Linked DNA regions of Homo sapiens: region 2 is linked to region 1. Evidence: chromatin contacts called from ENCODE Hi-C or POLR2A ChIA-PET data. All regions are on one chromosome and are shown on one strand. The core of a region is the stretch at or near the end of the contact, and the rest is flanking DNA. Distances in the headings are between cores, read along the strand shown.

Evidence for each region. A loop is a pair of places that touch in the nucleus more often than their neighbours do. ChIA-PET counts read pairs that join two places held with the same protein, here RNA polymerase II (POLR2A). Pooled maps may share reads with other maps.
Region 2: a map of vagina shows a loop between it and region 1 (2.0-fold over the local background). The contact joins the promoter of EGLN3-AS1 here to the enhancer-like site in region 1. A Hi-C loop is called at or near these places in 3 of 168 maps with a recorded cell type or tissue (K562, heart right ventricle and vagina), 14 of 37 single-sample maps with no recorded cell type and 4 of 50 pooled maps. POLR2A ChIA-PET finds 5 or more read pairs at or near these places in 4 of 52 experiments (GM12878, HepG2, PC-9 and 1 more).

The regions. Positions count from the first base shown.
Region 1 is chr14:33,968,405-33,975,500 of GRCh38, reverse strand. LOC102724945 (a long non-coding RNA gene) reads left to right here. Exons shown (of 9, transcript XR_001750942.2): 8 at 1,722-1,916. Among named protein-coding and RNA genes, the nearest start is that of EGLN3, 21 kb to the right of the region's middle. RefSeq lists an enhancer at 2,509-2,828. Within about 2 kb of position 2,645, at least 2 of the 41 ENCODE cell types and tissues checked have a DNase peak (open chromatin) inside an H3K27ac peak, as active enhancers do; they include GM12878, where a contact is called at or near this core.
Region 2 is chr14:34,036,753-34,043,848 of GRCh38, reverse strand. It overlaps EGLN3-AS1 (EGLN3 antisense RNA 1), which reads right to left and starts at 3,868. Exons shown (of 3, transcript NR_184209.1): 1 at 3,679-3,868; 2 at 2,580-2,644. All of the region lies in intron 5 of LOC102724945 (a long non-coding RNA gene), which reads left to right. RefSeq lists enhancers at 1-86, 1-86, 1-413 and a silencer at 932-1,226.

The sequences.
Region 1 (7,096 bases), core at 1,396-3,895:
CAAATGGACATGCACCACATAAGTTACACAAATGTAGGTTCTGTGAATGGTTTACTGTTTATTATTACCATGGTCAAAGAACAAATAAAAACAATTGTAAACTAAAAAACATTTGGAGCAACTCAAAATCTAGTTGCTCCAAATGATTCGTTTATGATCAGGCTAGATTAGATTGAAAATAAAATCAAGCCATGGCCTTTTGGTTCACAACATAAATGACTTATGCTTCTGGAGTTGTGTGATCTTATCACAGAGACAGAAGTTGTGCAGACTTCTAGGAGAAGGTGCAGAAAGACACTGCTAGGATGTTTTATGGACAGAACATATGTATATTACTTTAAGAAAAGCACCAGCAGACCAGATGTATCTCCTTCTACAGAATCCTAGCATTGCTTGAAAATTCAGCAGCTCTTTCCTAGACCATAAAACGAATGAGAAAAGGCAGTGGAAAGTAAAGTTTTCATAGAACCATAGGAGACAGTGTCTGGGAGAATCTGTAAAATCCTGTGTCCTTCAGTAGGAGAGGATCCCGAGACCCAGAGAGGGGAAGTGATTTGCTCCAAGTCTCACACACTCACCAACTGACAGTCAGAACTGGGGTCCTGTTGGCAAATAGTGAATAAAAAAAGTTTTAAATTCAAAGCCTCAGAAAGCAGAAAAGTAGAAAGTTTTGGCTGGGTGCAGTGGCTCACACCTGTAATCCCAGCACTTTGGGAGGCTGAGGCGTGTGGATCACCTAAGGTCAGGAGTTCGAGACCAGCCTGACCAACATGGAGTGGTTACCCTGTCTCTACTAAAAATACAAAAAAAATTTAGCCAGGTGTGGTGGCGCATCCCTGTAATCCCAGCTACTTGGGAGGCTGAGGCAGGAGAATCACTTGAACCCAGGAGGCAGAGGTTGCAGTGAGCCGAGATTGTGCCATTGCACTCCAGCCTGGGCAACGAGCAAAACTCTGTCTCAAAAAAAAAAAAAAAAAAAAAAAAAAAAAAAAAAAAAAGAAAAGAAAAGAAAAGAGAAAGAAAGTAGAAACTTTTTCAAGGGCCTAGCATAAGTCAAATCTCTACTGGCTTTTCATACTCTAAATTCAGGATTTACACAGGAAATATTCACTATGTTCTGTATTTTTTTCTTTTTGTTTGACCTTGTTCTATAATAACAATTTTGTAGTTGTTTTTTAATGTACCCATTGATAAGAAGAATATATGGTAAGCAAGGAGTAAAATGAATTAGCTGTCATGTGGAATGGATTTTCAGATTTTTTTAAAAAGCATAAAATCAACTCCTGTTCATTGCTATTTTGGGCTGCTTACCCCTCCTCCCCATTTGCTAATGTTTTCCTTTGCTTGTGTATGCAAAAAATTGTAAAACATAAACAGTGAGCAAATCATAAAATGTAGGCTTCTTTATGTTTGTATATCTAATTGTACTAAATGTGTTTGAGGCAGGACAACTCCCATCTCCCACAAAATCCAGGGTGGATTTTTAAAAAGCATTTTAGGACTTGTTTTTTTATTGGGCATCTCCCAGTTTTTAAGGTGTTTCTATGCTAGAAATCTCATGGATGTTTTCTTTATTTTCATGCCTCCTTGTACCCTCTGTATTGCAACCTGCCTTAGTGATTCCATCCATAACTGTGGCTTTAACTTATCTGTAGGGAAGGCTTCCAACTCAGTTTCCTATCCTGATTCCTCAGGGCATTCTTTACCCTCACTTTTCCTAGATCTCAACTGTTGAGAGGAAACCATACTGTCTGTCATTAGCAATTTTGCAAAAACAGCCTGTGAATGCATATTAGCATCACCTGATTACTGAGCGCCCAGAGGCTCCGTCTCTCTGTACCCGGATACAACACAGGAGGGAAATGATGTGGTTCCTGTCCTCAGAAACTCCTGGTCAAAGAAGGTTCCTGTGTCAGGTATGTGCAAGATGTGAAAGCCATAGACATAAACAGGTGTCACTGAAAATAGAAAGATATTTCCATGTAAACAGTGTATAAACTTGGCCTTTAGAGGTATCGGTGGAGCCAAGAAGAAACCGTTGGCAGTACTATCACACGAGGGAGGATAATAGAAAGAAAGAAAGTATATTTAAGACGAGAAATTGAGGGCCGGGCGCGGTGGCTCACGCCTGTAATCCCAACACTTCGGGAGGCCGAGGCAGGGGGATCACGAGGTCGGGAGATTGAGACCATCCTGGCTAACACGGTGAAACCCCGTCTCTACTAAAAATACAAAAATTTAGCTGGGCGTGGTGGCGGGCGCCTGTAGTCCCAGCTACCTCGGAGGCTGAGGCAGGAGAATGGCGTGAACCCAGGAGGTGGAGCTTAGAGTGAGCGGAGATCGCGCCACCTCACTCCAGCCTGCGCGACAGAACGAGACTCCGTCTCAAAAAAAAAAAAAAAAAAGAAGAGAAAATGAGAGAAACCATAAGGAAAGACAAATGCAGGGGCATACACACCGCAGAAAATCTCAGAATCTTGTTAAGCTTAGACTGGAGATAAATGTCAACTAGTCAAACCCCCATCTAACGCTTGAGTTCCTCTACAGTGTTTCCACCCAGCTGTGTTTTACACTTCTGCCTGAGAAGTTTCAGGGACAGGAAAGCAGCTGACAAATACCCCTGGAGCCCGCTGCACACTGGACTGTGATAATTATTGGAATGTTCGTCTAATAGTTAAATAGAACCTAAAATTGCCTTCACATCATTTTTTTTTCCCCATTGATTTTGGTTTCTCTCTGGGGCCCAAAAGCTAGCCCATGTCTGTCCCTGGCTTCCAAACCTCCCTACCTGGGCCTGGTGTGACTCGCTGCTTCCTGGTGTGCCATTGTATATTGTGTTCTCCAGGGCTTCTTTCAGTTCCCCAAAGACACCGAGCACATTCTTGCCCCAGAGCCTCCTGACTACAGCACTTGTCTCCTGCCTGTGGCATGAAATTTAGGTTTTCACTCAAATGCTACCTTTTCAGAGGAGCCTTCACTGACCACCAAAGCTAAAATAGCCCATTCCTGGAATGCTAAATTTAATGACATTTAAAAAATATATTTATGGCAAAGGCCATATAAGCCAGCTCAAAAGACCAACAAAAGACTGGGGAAAATACTTGAAACTCACATAATAGGCAAAGGACTAAATTCCCTAAAATATAAAGGATTTCTACAAATCAGTAAGAAAAAATTCAATAACCCAATAGAAAAAAAAACTGGCAAAGGATATGAACGGATCATCAAAACAATAACAACAAGAAGAACCTTACGTATGCGGCTCAGATATGTGAAAAAGTGCTCAGACTCACTGATGGTGAAAAAAAAGGAGAGAGAAATAATTTTTTTTAACTTGTCAAAGTGACAAAGATAAAACAATATTGATAATAACGTTGTATCAGCAAGGGTGTGGAAAACAGATTCCCTCATATTATACTGGTGGGACTATAACCTGGAACAATTTCTATAGAGAGTGATTTAGTAATATTTACCAAAATTAGAAATGCGCAAACCCTTTAACCCAGTGATTTCACTTCTACAATTTGCCTTTCAGATATGCTCCTAAGTATGGGAATTGATATATGTACAAAAGTACTCATGGCAACCTTGGATAGAGAATAATAGCAAGAGACTGGAAACAATATACAGATCTATCAATGGGGGTGGGCAAGTAAATTACAGTGTATTTACACAATGAAACATCACGCCATTACTAAAATGAATGATGCAGATCTGTATGTGGCCCCGGAGTGCTCTGAATGAGTTTTATGTTGACTATAGGCATTTATATTCTCTATTTTGTATTTATCTTCTCTTTAAATTTTAATTTTTAAAGTTTTTTTAAGTTTTTAACTTTTGTGGGTAAATAGTACGCAATGGAGTACTATTCAGCCATAAAGAAGAATGAGATCCTATCATTTGCAACAACATGGATGGAACTGGAAGTCATTAAGTATGTAGATGTATATATTTACAGGGTACATAAGATATTTTGATATAGTCACACAATGTATAATAATAACATCAGGGCAAATGGGGTATCCATCACCCCAAGCATTTATACTTTCTTTGTGTTACGAACAATTGTAGTCTTTTAGCTATTTTTAAATCTACAATAAGCTACTGTTGACTGCAGTCACCCTGTTGTGCTATGAAATTACTAGCTCTTGTTCATTCATCTAACTATGTTTTTGTACTCACTAACCATTCTGACTCTCCCTACCCCACTCTACTCTCTATGAGTTCAATTGTTTTTTAATTTTTTTTTTTTTTAGCTCCCACGAATAAGTGAGAACATAAAAAGTTTGTCATTCTGGGCCTGGCTTATTTCACTTAACATAAGGAGTTCCAGTTCCATACATGTTGTTGCAAATGATGGGCTCTCATTCTTTATGGCTGAATAGTACTCCATTGTGTATATGTACCACATTTGCTTTATCCATTCATCCGTTGGTGACACTTAGGTTGCTTCCAAACCTGGCTATTGTGAATAGTGCTTCAATAAATTTGGGGGTGTAGATATCCCTTCAATATACTGATTTCCTTTCTTTTGGGTATATACCTAGCAATGGGATTGCTGGAGCCTATGGTAGTTCTATTTTTAGTTTTCCGAGGAAAAATAAACTGTTTAACTAAAACTAAAAAAAAAAAACAAACGGTTCCAAACTGTTCTCCATAGAGGTTATTCTAATTTACATTCCCACCAACAGTGTACGAGGTTTCCTTTTACTCCACATCTTCACCAGCATTCATCATTGTCTACCTTTTGCATGAAAGCCATTCTAACTGGGATGAGATAATATCTCATTGTAGTTTGGATTTGCATTTCTCTGATGATCAGTGATGTTGAGCACCTTTTCGTATACCTGTTTGCCATTTGTATGTCTTCTTTTGAGAAATGTCTATTCAGATCTTTTTCCCATTTTTAAATCTGATTATTTGATTTTTCCCTATAGAGTTATTTGAGTGCCTTATATATTCTGGTTATTAATCCCTTGTCAGATGGATAGTTTGCGAATATTTTCTCCCATTCTGTGGGTTGTCTCTTTGTTTTTTTGATTGTTTCCTTTGCTGTGCAGAAGTTTTTTAACTTGGTGTAATCCCATTTGTCCAGTTTTGCTTTGTTTGCCTGTGCTTCTGGGGTATTACTTAAGAAATCTTCACTCAGTCCAATGTCTTGGAGAGTTTCAATGTTGTTTTGAATAGTTTCATAGTTTAAATTCTTAGATTTAATTATTTAATCCATCTTGATTTGATTTTGTATATGGTGAGAGATGGGGGCTAGCGTCATTCTTCAGCATATGGATATCCAGTTTTTCAGCACTGCTGACTGAAGAGACTGTCTTTTCCCTAATGTATGTTCTTGGCACCTTTGTTGAAAATGAGTTCATGGTAGATGTGTGAATTTGTTTCTGTGTTCTCTATTCTGTTCCATTGGTCTATGTGTCTGTTTTTATGCCAGTACCATGCTGTTTTGGTTACTATAGTTCTGTAATATAATTTGAAGTCAGATAATGTGATTTCAACAGTTTTGTTCTTTTTGCTTAGGATAGCTTTGGCTATTCTGGATCTTTTGTGGTTCTATATCAAGTTCAGGATTTTTTTTTTCTATTTCTGTGAAGAATGCCATTTGTATTTAGATAGGGATTGTAATGTCTAGATTGCTTTGGGTAGTATGAACATTTTAATCATATTGATTCTTCCAATCCATGAACATGAAATTTCTTCATTTCTGTGTGTCCTCTTTAATTTCTCACATCAATGTTTTGTAATTTTTATAGAAATTGTATTTATTTTCTTAAAGAGGCTCCCTAAAATTGTATCAGTTTCCGTACCCACAAAGCTTGGATACACTCCTAACCTTAACACAACTGGGAGATAGATAATCTCCTGTGAGTAACACAGGCTCCATTGCACAGTGATAGGAGGGGGATATGGTAGTACTATTTTTAGTTTTCTGAGGAAAACTAAACTGTTTACCTAAAACTAAAAAAGAGAACATGGGCAGTGGGGTGCAATAGAGAACAGGGATGGAACAAAACTGAGAGTTTGAAAAACGTGCCACAGGTGATTATGATGTGCTCCACCACTTTGAAATCCACCACTTCTCTGTTCAATGCATGAGTCCCCAACCCTGCATAGCCCTCCACCCTGTTCTCCTTAAGGCTCCAAAACCACTCTCACTTTCACATGAAGACTAAATGCTGCAGGCAAAGTTCAGGTGTCCTTCATCCATTTAATCACAACTCCCTGCCTTTATTAGCCTAGTTCGTCCAGCCCTTGAAGTGCCCCTAAGGAGCTCAGACTGGTGGATCCTAACTCCAGAGTCGTTTCCTCTTCCTGGGTTTTCTGATCTCTAATTTGAAATGCAGCTACCCTTCTTCATCTCACGTTTATCAAGAAGATAGCAATACACTGAAGACATTCCCAGATCATTCTCTAAGCTCCTCAGTCTTCTTGGAGGCAAGCAGCCTCTAAACAGTTCTCATCTTTTAAAAATTGCCTGAGTATTCACTTTTTATGTGTTTCCTTTTTGCCAGTTGTCAGACAAAATTGATGCTGCTGCTGGGAGGGTTTGGAGAAATTTTGAGGAGGCCAAATGGGGAGTAAACCAGGCTAGCAGGAAGCATCACAGTCACATAAATCAAGAAGTGAAGTTATGCGGGGTTTTTTAACCACTTTTTTTTTTTTTAAAGCAAGGGAGGTGAGCCATGGAACATTTGGAAAATGGAGAGGCAGGCTTAAGAGTAGTGCCACTGTGTTTAGTAAGACATGATTCCATTTACTTTTCTAATTTTCCTTCCTTCCTTCTTTCCTTCCTTCTGATGAAAGAAAAACTTCAGCTGAGTTTGCCCAGGTGCAACGGCTCACTCCTGTAATCCCAGCAGTTTCTGGGGCCAAGGCGGGTGGATCACCCGAAGCCAGGAGTTCCAGACTAGCCTGGCCGACATGGTGAAACCCCATCTCTACTAAAAATACAAAAATTAGCTGGGTGTGGTGGCATGTGCCTGTAATCCCAGCTACTCAGGAGGCTGAGGCAGGAGAATTGCTTGAACCTGGGAGGTGGAGGTTGCGGTGAGCCAAGATCACGCTACTGCACTCCAGCCTGGGCAAC
Region 2 (7,096 bases), core at 2,619-5,118, 67 kb before region 1:
GAGTTTTCACATTCCTCACCAAGAGACAGCAGCTCACCTCTAACTTTAGTCAACAGTGGTGACTGGAGACAGTTCTGGGAGTAAGACAAGGACACCCCTTCTGACAGTAACGTCCATGAGGGTACTAGGTTTTTCCTCCATGTCTTGGCATCTCCCCTTTGAGGCATGTGTTAGTTTCCATTCCATGACCCTTAGAGAATCCCTTTTCCAACGTCCTTAATCAGAGTAGATTGGAACATTATAAAAGACACAGGTTTGGCTGGGCACGGTGGCTCACGCCTATAATCCCAGCACTTTGGGAGGCTGAGGCAGGAGGATCATGAGATCAGGAGATCAAGACCATCCTGGCCAACATGGTGAAACCCCATCTCTACTAAAAATACAAAAATTTATTTGTATTTTTGTGTGGTGTGGTGGCGTGTGTCTATAGTCCCAGCTACTTGGGAGGCTGAGGCAGGAGAATCACTTGAACCCGGGAGGTAAAGGTTGCAGTGAGCCGAGATAGCGCCACTGCACTCCAGCCTGGGGACTCCTCCGTCAAAACAAAACAAAACAAAAAACCCCCACAGGTTTGCCCTCTTAGCCCTTGCTTTAATGTGGGATTACTTTTGCACAACACAACTCTTTTTCTAGAAAATATACATCACTATATATTGAGTAACCGATATTCAATATTTTTGGATTGATGTGAGCTAACTGGAGAGGAGGTTTGTAGTTGCTGACCCACTGTGCTTCAGACATAGCCAAGAAGTTCGAGGCTAGCCTGGGCAACATAGTGAGACCTCATCTATACAAAAAAATAAAAAACATTAGCTGGGTGTGGTGGGACACGCCTATAGTCCCAGCCAGTTGGGAGGCTGAGGTTGGAGAATCTCAGCTGAGGTCTTCAATAGATATATATTGGCATGAATTATACAATTCAAATTCCTGTATGTTAAAAGGGATCTTAAAGATCACCCAGTGCTCCTTTTCCATTTGGAAGACAAGGATCCTGAGGTCTAAAGAAATTGCTTTCTCATGGCTGCCCAGCCATGTCCTTGGCCTTATTGGTCCTGGCCCTTCTAAGGCTACTACTCACACCTGCCTGTGTGCTGCTCTCCCGTTGAACTCCAGTCCCTCCTATCTGCACTTCTTCACTCTGCACCTCAGGGTATAGTTCTCAGGCTGCAAAAACCCCTTGGCAAAGTCCTACCCTTCCTTTGCCACTGGCTTCCCTGAAGCCCCCTCCCTGGTTCTAGGCTTCTCTCTAGACTGCAGGCAAATTCAGATTGGTGATTTTGGTTTCCTTCTGCTGAGAATCCATGACTTCCCATGAAGGATATGTTTCAAAATAATTCTTGAAAACTCGAATAGGAAAATGCTCACTAAAGAAATTTTGAAGAAGACACAAAAAGGTGATGTTTAGCTTTTCTGGTATTTCTTTGGGCATTTCTCCACTAGATCCCCTTCCTCCTAAGCAATAGGTTGTTTGTATTTTTTATTATAATCCTCACCTTACTCATTCAATTTTGTGTCCTGCTATTTTCCCTTTGTGCTCTTTTAGTGTAACTTTATGACAGATGGATTGGGAACAAACACACTTTTTAAAAGGAAACTTCTGTAGACTACTGCCACCTATTTATAAAAATAGGTTCTAGGCTGGGTGTGTCTGTAATCCCAGCACTTTAGGAGGCCAAGGCAGGAGGATCACTTGAGGCCAGGAGTTCAAGCCTAGCCTGGGCAACATAGGGAGACTCCATCTCTATAGACAAAAATTTTAAAATATTAGCTAGGAGTGGTGGCACACACCTGTGGTCCCAACTACTCAGGAGGCTGAGGTGGGAGGATCACTTGAATCTGGGAGGTCAAAGCTGCAGTGAGCTGTGATCACGCCACTGCACCCTAGCTTGGGCGACAGAGTGAGACCTTGTCTTAAAAAAAGAAAAAAACAAAAAAAAGGAAAATAGGTTTCTTTACTTTTTGGTAGTGCAAACAACAATGTGCACATTCAAGGCTAGTGTTTGGAGACAGGAGCCATGCTCCATATGCCTCTACATCTTCCAGTCTTCCCCACCGCTCCTTTGGGGGAGTTGGGGGTTGCATTCTCTGTTATTGCCAATGGGGCCTGTGTTTTCTAATAGTCTATGAGTCAGAATCCTTCCTCTGTCACCATATCCATATTCAATCCTGTCTTCTAGTCTCCATGATGGGAACTTGAGAGCCTCAGCACCATCTTGACCTGTCTGTCATCTCTTTGATCTCTCATTTACTGTCAGTCTGTTGTAAAACTCTGCAGCCTTGATACCTGCATACCCCATAACTCTGTGAAAGCAGGAACCGAGTCTTCCCATAAGCCTTAGATCTGTCTCTTTATCCCCAGTGTGATGTCAAGCATAGAGAAGACACTGATACATGTATGGTGACTGAATGAATGAATGCACGAATGAATGATATAATTGCAGTGCAGAGTAGTCTTCCCTTCTAGTGATTCCAAAAGCAAAATCAAGACTGGAATAGTAACATTCTCTTCAGTGCATTTACTACCACAAGTGCAGAAACAAACAATAGGAAACTGAGAATCAGAATGGGTTGAGATTTACCTTGGATGCAAATGATGGTTTCTGGTTTCTCAAGCCTCTTTCTCTCTCCTCACAGCCCACAGTCCCTGGGAATTACAAAATTCTTTTTATCATTAAAGAATATTAAATGGCTATTTTTTCTTTAATTAACTGTCCTTAATTTTGAGACCAAAGAAAAGGTTTATTTCCCAAGATAGCAGCAGCAAGCTCTGCTCTAAGGGAAAGCCCACATTTTTTATAAACTTTCCTTAACACCTCAAAATTTTAGTCCCAGGGTAACCTTGCTTGAGATGTAAAATTGCTATAAGTGAAAAACTACTTACTCAGCAATATAAAAGAATGAACAATTGATACATACCACAACATGAATGATTCTCAAAATAATTATGTTGAATTAAAGAAGCCAGACCCCCCCCATCCTCAAAAAGCATATATACTGCATGTTTCCATTTATATAAAATTATAGAAAATGCAAACAAATATATAATGAAAGAAAGGAGGTCAGTGCTTATCTTGTGGGTAGGGAAGGAAGAGCAGGGAGGCAGGGATGATAAAGGGGCACTGGGAAACTTTTTGGTGGTGATGGATGTGCCGGTGATGGTTGATTGTTGTGATGGTTTTGTAGGTGTGTGCCTGTGTCAACGCATATTAAATTTTATATTGTAAACACATGAAGTGTATTGGATGCCAATTATATGCCAATAAAGCTATTTTAAAAATTGCTTCTGGTGGAATAGAGTCTTAGTTTAGGCTGCTATAACAAACCACTATGGACTGGGTAGCTTCAATAACAGAAATTTATCTCTCACAATTCTGGAGGCTCAGAAGTCAGCAGATCCAGTGTCTAGTGAGGGCCCTCTTCCTGGATTAGAAATAGCCATCTTCTCTTTGTATCCCCACATGGCAGAAACCAGAGAGAGAGCATCTCTGTCATGTCTTTTCTTATAAGGGCTCTAATCCCATTCAAGAGGGCTCCACCATAATGATATAAAAACTTCTGGAGGCCCCACCTCCAAATACCATGACATTGGGGATTTAGGTTTCAACTTATAAATTTGGTGAGGGAGACACAAATATTCAGTCCATAGCAGAGTCCTGCCCATCACCCTATATGTCCTACCTCATTTTCCAGCTTCCCGCCACTAAAGGATGATCATCCCCGATTTTGTTCCTCAAGTACAATCGGTCTTTTGCCATGGTAGACGCTGAGATTTAATTGCTTCCTCTGGAAGTACAGAAACTATTTTAACCGGGCTACTGTTCCCTCCTGGTTAATTCCCTGAGCCTCCTGAGTGCTGCAGACAAGTTTGTCCTCTTTTTCTATTTCACACCATTTTAAGGGTTGCCTCCCTCACAGTCCAGTGGCATGTTTTGGATAGACAGCAGCCGATTGGGCACCTGTATTACTGTCTGTCTGGGCCATGACTCACCAGCCCCAATGATAACAATCCTTAGACCTTTGACATGTTTTCAGGATGCTTTTCAAAATACCTATTGGTTCCACAAAGGAAGCCCTGAGACAGTGAGTGACCCACCAGTGTTTGCCTCTTCTTCTCTTGTGTATTTCTTTCATTACTCTCCAAGGTGCTTTAATATTAGGTAGTTCCAGATCAGCAGTAAGAAATGCAAACAAATACCCTCCTCAGAAGTTCAGCATTATTTTACTGTCTTTGAAATATTTTCAGAACTTAAGGGAGAATCAGGAATGAGTCCCTGGAATTATATAGATGTGGGACATCATTGACCAGCTGAGGTAATGACTGTTCTTCCATCTTGCAGAAACAACAGGTCAAGGCTCTGAGTGGTTAAGTAAATAGCTAAGACCTTGAGCTAGAGCAGGGAGACTCAAACCCGTGCTGGTTTGTGGACAAGGGAAGAAATGGAGAGCAATTGTTTAGAAACGTTCATAGCAATATGATGGAATAGTTTTATGACATAATAACAAAAAAGTTGAGCTTGTATTTTATATGCCTGTTATTTTTAACTCTTTTCTAATAATTCATTTTTGTTTATTCTACAAAATTGAGGATTCATAGTAGATTGGAAATTTTAGAAAAAATCAGCGGGCCCTTTATCACAGATTTCTTGAGAAGCACTCAACTAATTTCATGGTCTCTGCAGGGCGGTTCTGGGTGCCTTCCTTCCAGTGAAGATCATGAGTACCTTCCTTCCAATGGAGATGATGGGTGAACTGTGGAGAGATGGAGACAGTGCCAGGGAGGAGGATGTCCCCTTCATCTCTGGTTCCTTTTCCTTTTCCTCCACATGCATCCCTGGAGAAGCACTCCACCAATAGCAAGCAGAGTTGAGACTAGAATAGAGGAGAATGCAGTTAGAGAAGGGCTTGGAAATGGCAAGGTTGGCAGGAAAAGCTTTGTGGTTATCACCTAGCATGCTGACTTAGGCAAATGCCCTGTACTCTGGACCTCAGGAGCAGGTGGAGGAAGCAGCTGAGAAATATCTCACTAGTTTGGAATGAAGCTGGAATTGTGAGTTCCACTATGTTTAAGACGCTCGTATAACCTAAGAGGAGGGAAAAAAAGGCTGCCTGTCATCACCCTGTAGTGTGAGGCTAGACATCGACATATTCCGACGGAGTCACTGATCAGAGGAACTTCCCTTTAAAAACATGGAGGGATCAGCACACTGCACAGGTACATTGTAGTGAAAAGAGATGGGATCAGAAAAGGGCTGAGCCTAAGATGGCCTCATTATCTGTCTTAAAATGGGGAGATCCAAGCAGCTGAAAGGCATCAGGAAGATGTCACCATCTCATTTCACAGCTGTCTCTGCTGGTCCCTGTTTGCTTTTGTTTCAGTAAATCGTAGTGTGAAGTAATGTTCATGTTCCCAGGGGACATGGAACAGCCTACTGCCCTGCTTGCCTTTGAAGCAGTTAGCTGACAACACCTTCACTATCACATCTTCTGGAGAGGTGGCAGAAAGAGATGATGCCTTCCTTTTGTTGACTTTCATACATGATTATATGTCTGGACACTCTTACTGACATCAATGTGCTTGTTGACTGGGAGGACAGGATCAGGTTGAGTGGGTTCAGGCTTTTTACTATGAGAAAAGCTTTTGCTCTTTACTTCGGGAAATGAAGGAAACACCCAGCCCTCTTGCTTGTTTGTTAAATTAAAGGGTGACTTCTGCATCGTAAACTGCCCTGGAATATATCTTGGTTTTGACTTGGGTAATGATGCACACATGCCTCAGTGTGCCTGCCCTGTGGCCTTATTATTATTTAGTCTGACATGTTGGGATTTGGGAGAGGGTTGAGATTAGAGCTTAGGGCTTATGTTGGTTAGCACCATCATGGGAGGAAGGGCCTGCAGCATGGTGAGCTACAGTCAAAGAGAAGCAGAATTGGAAACTCAGCTACCTTTCCCTCTTGTGCTAAACCCAAGTTTGTGACAATGCAGTCAGAATTAGTTACTTTCGGGGAGGATTTGCAATATCTGGACCCAACTGCAGTAGCAGTAAAGAGATTGACAAAGGAGGGCAAGCATAACATGTAAACTATTCCCAATGAATGGTTTAGAAACTCGTAAAGCCAAACTGGCACTTTCTAGGGATGAAGTGACGGACCTACCGCGACTAGGGAGACCAGGCTGTGGTTCTAGGTGTTTAGCTCTCCCAGTTTGTCTGTCCTGAAATAGCCAGAAACAAAATTCAACCCAGTGTCACTGCTCCCCAAAATTTACAATCTTATTGGCTAATAAGACTGGCCCAGCATGAAACAATGGTAATAAGTGCAGATTGTGGCCAAGATGACAGGTAATAGAGTTGTGTCAAAATACAGGGGCTGACGTGGGTCAGAGGAGACAGGGAAGGCTCCTGGGAAAGTTGGACTTGAATTGGCACTGAGTCCTTCCCTCGTTTGGATTCAGATGGGGTTTGAGTCCTAGATTCACCAGGACTTACTTTGAGCAGGTATATAAGATCTCTGAACATCAGCATTCTCATCTACAAGATGGGGAAAATAGTAACAATGTCCTAGGCTTTTTGCGAGCATTAAATGACATAAAGTACCTAGCGATTAAGTGGTCAGTAATGTTAGATCATCCATTACTTCCATGGCTACAAAGAATTCCCTCTTTCTGGGACTGGCTCACGAATCTGGCCACAACATTCAAATTTGTAAGGCTGCTATTTCTGCCTGGGGTGAGGTGCCTGGGTGGTGGTGGGAGTGGGGAGTGGTATAAACAAACCATGAGCTGCTTTTCCTAACTATGTACCCAGTTCCCCTAACTGAATTACAAGTGTCTCTTTTTTTTTTTGGAGACAGAGTCTCACTCTGTCACCCAGGCTGGAGTGCAATGGCGTGATCTTGGTTTACTACAACATCTGCCTCCCAGGTTCAAGTGATTCTCCTGCCTCAAGCCTCCCAAGTAGCTGGGATTACAGGTGCCCGCCACCACACCCGACTAATTTTAGTATCACAAGTGTCTCTTAAACTAGAAAATCTAAGGCATAGCTTGCATTGAGAGGGATATTTTGTCCAAGTACTCACTTGGCTGAAAAGACCAGTTTTCA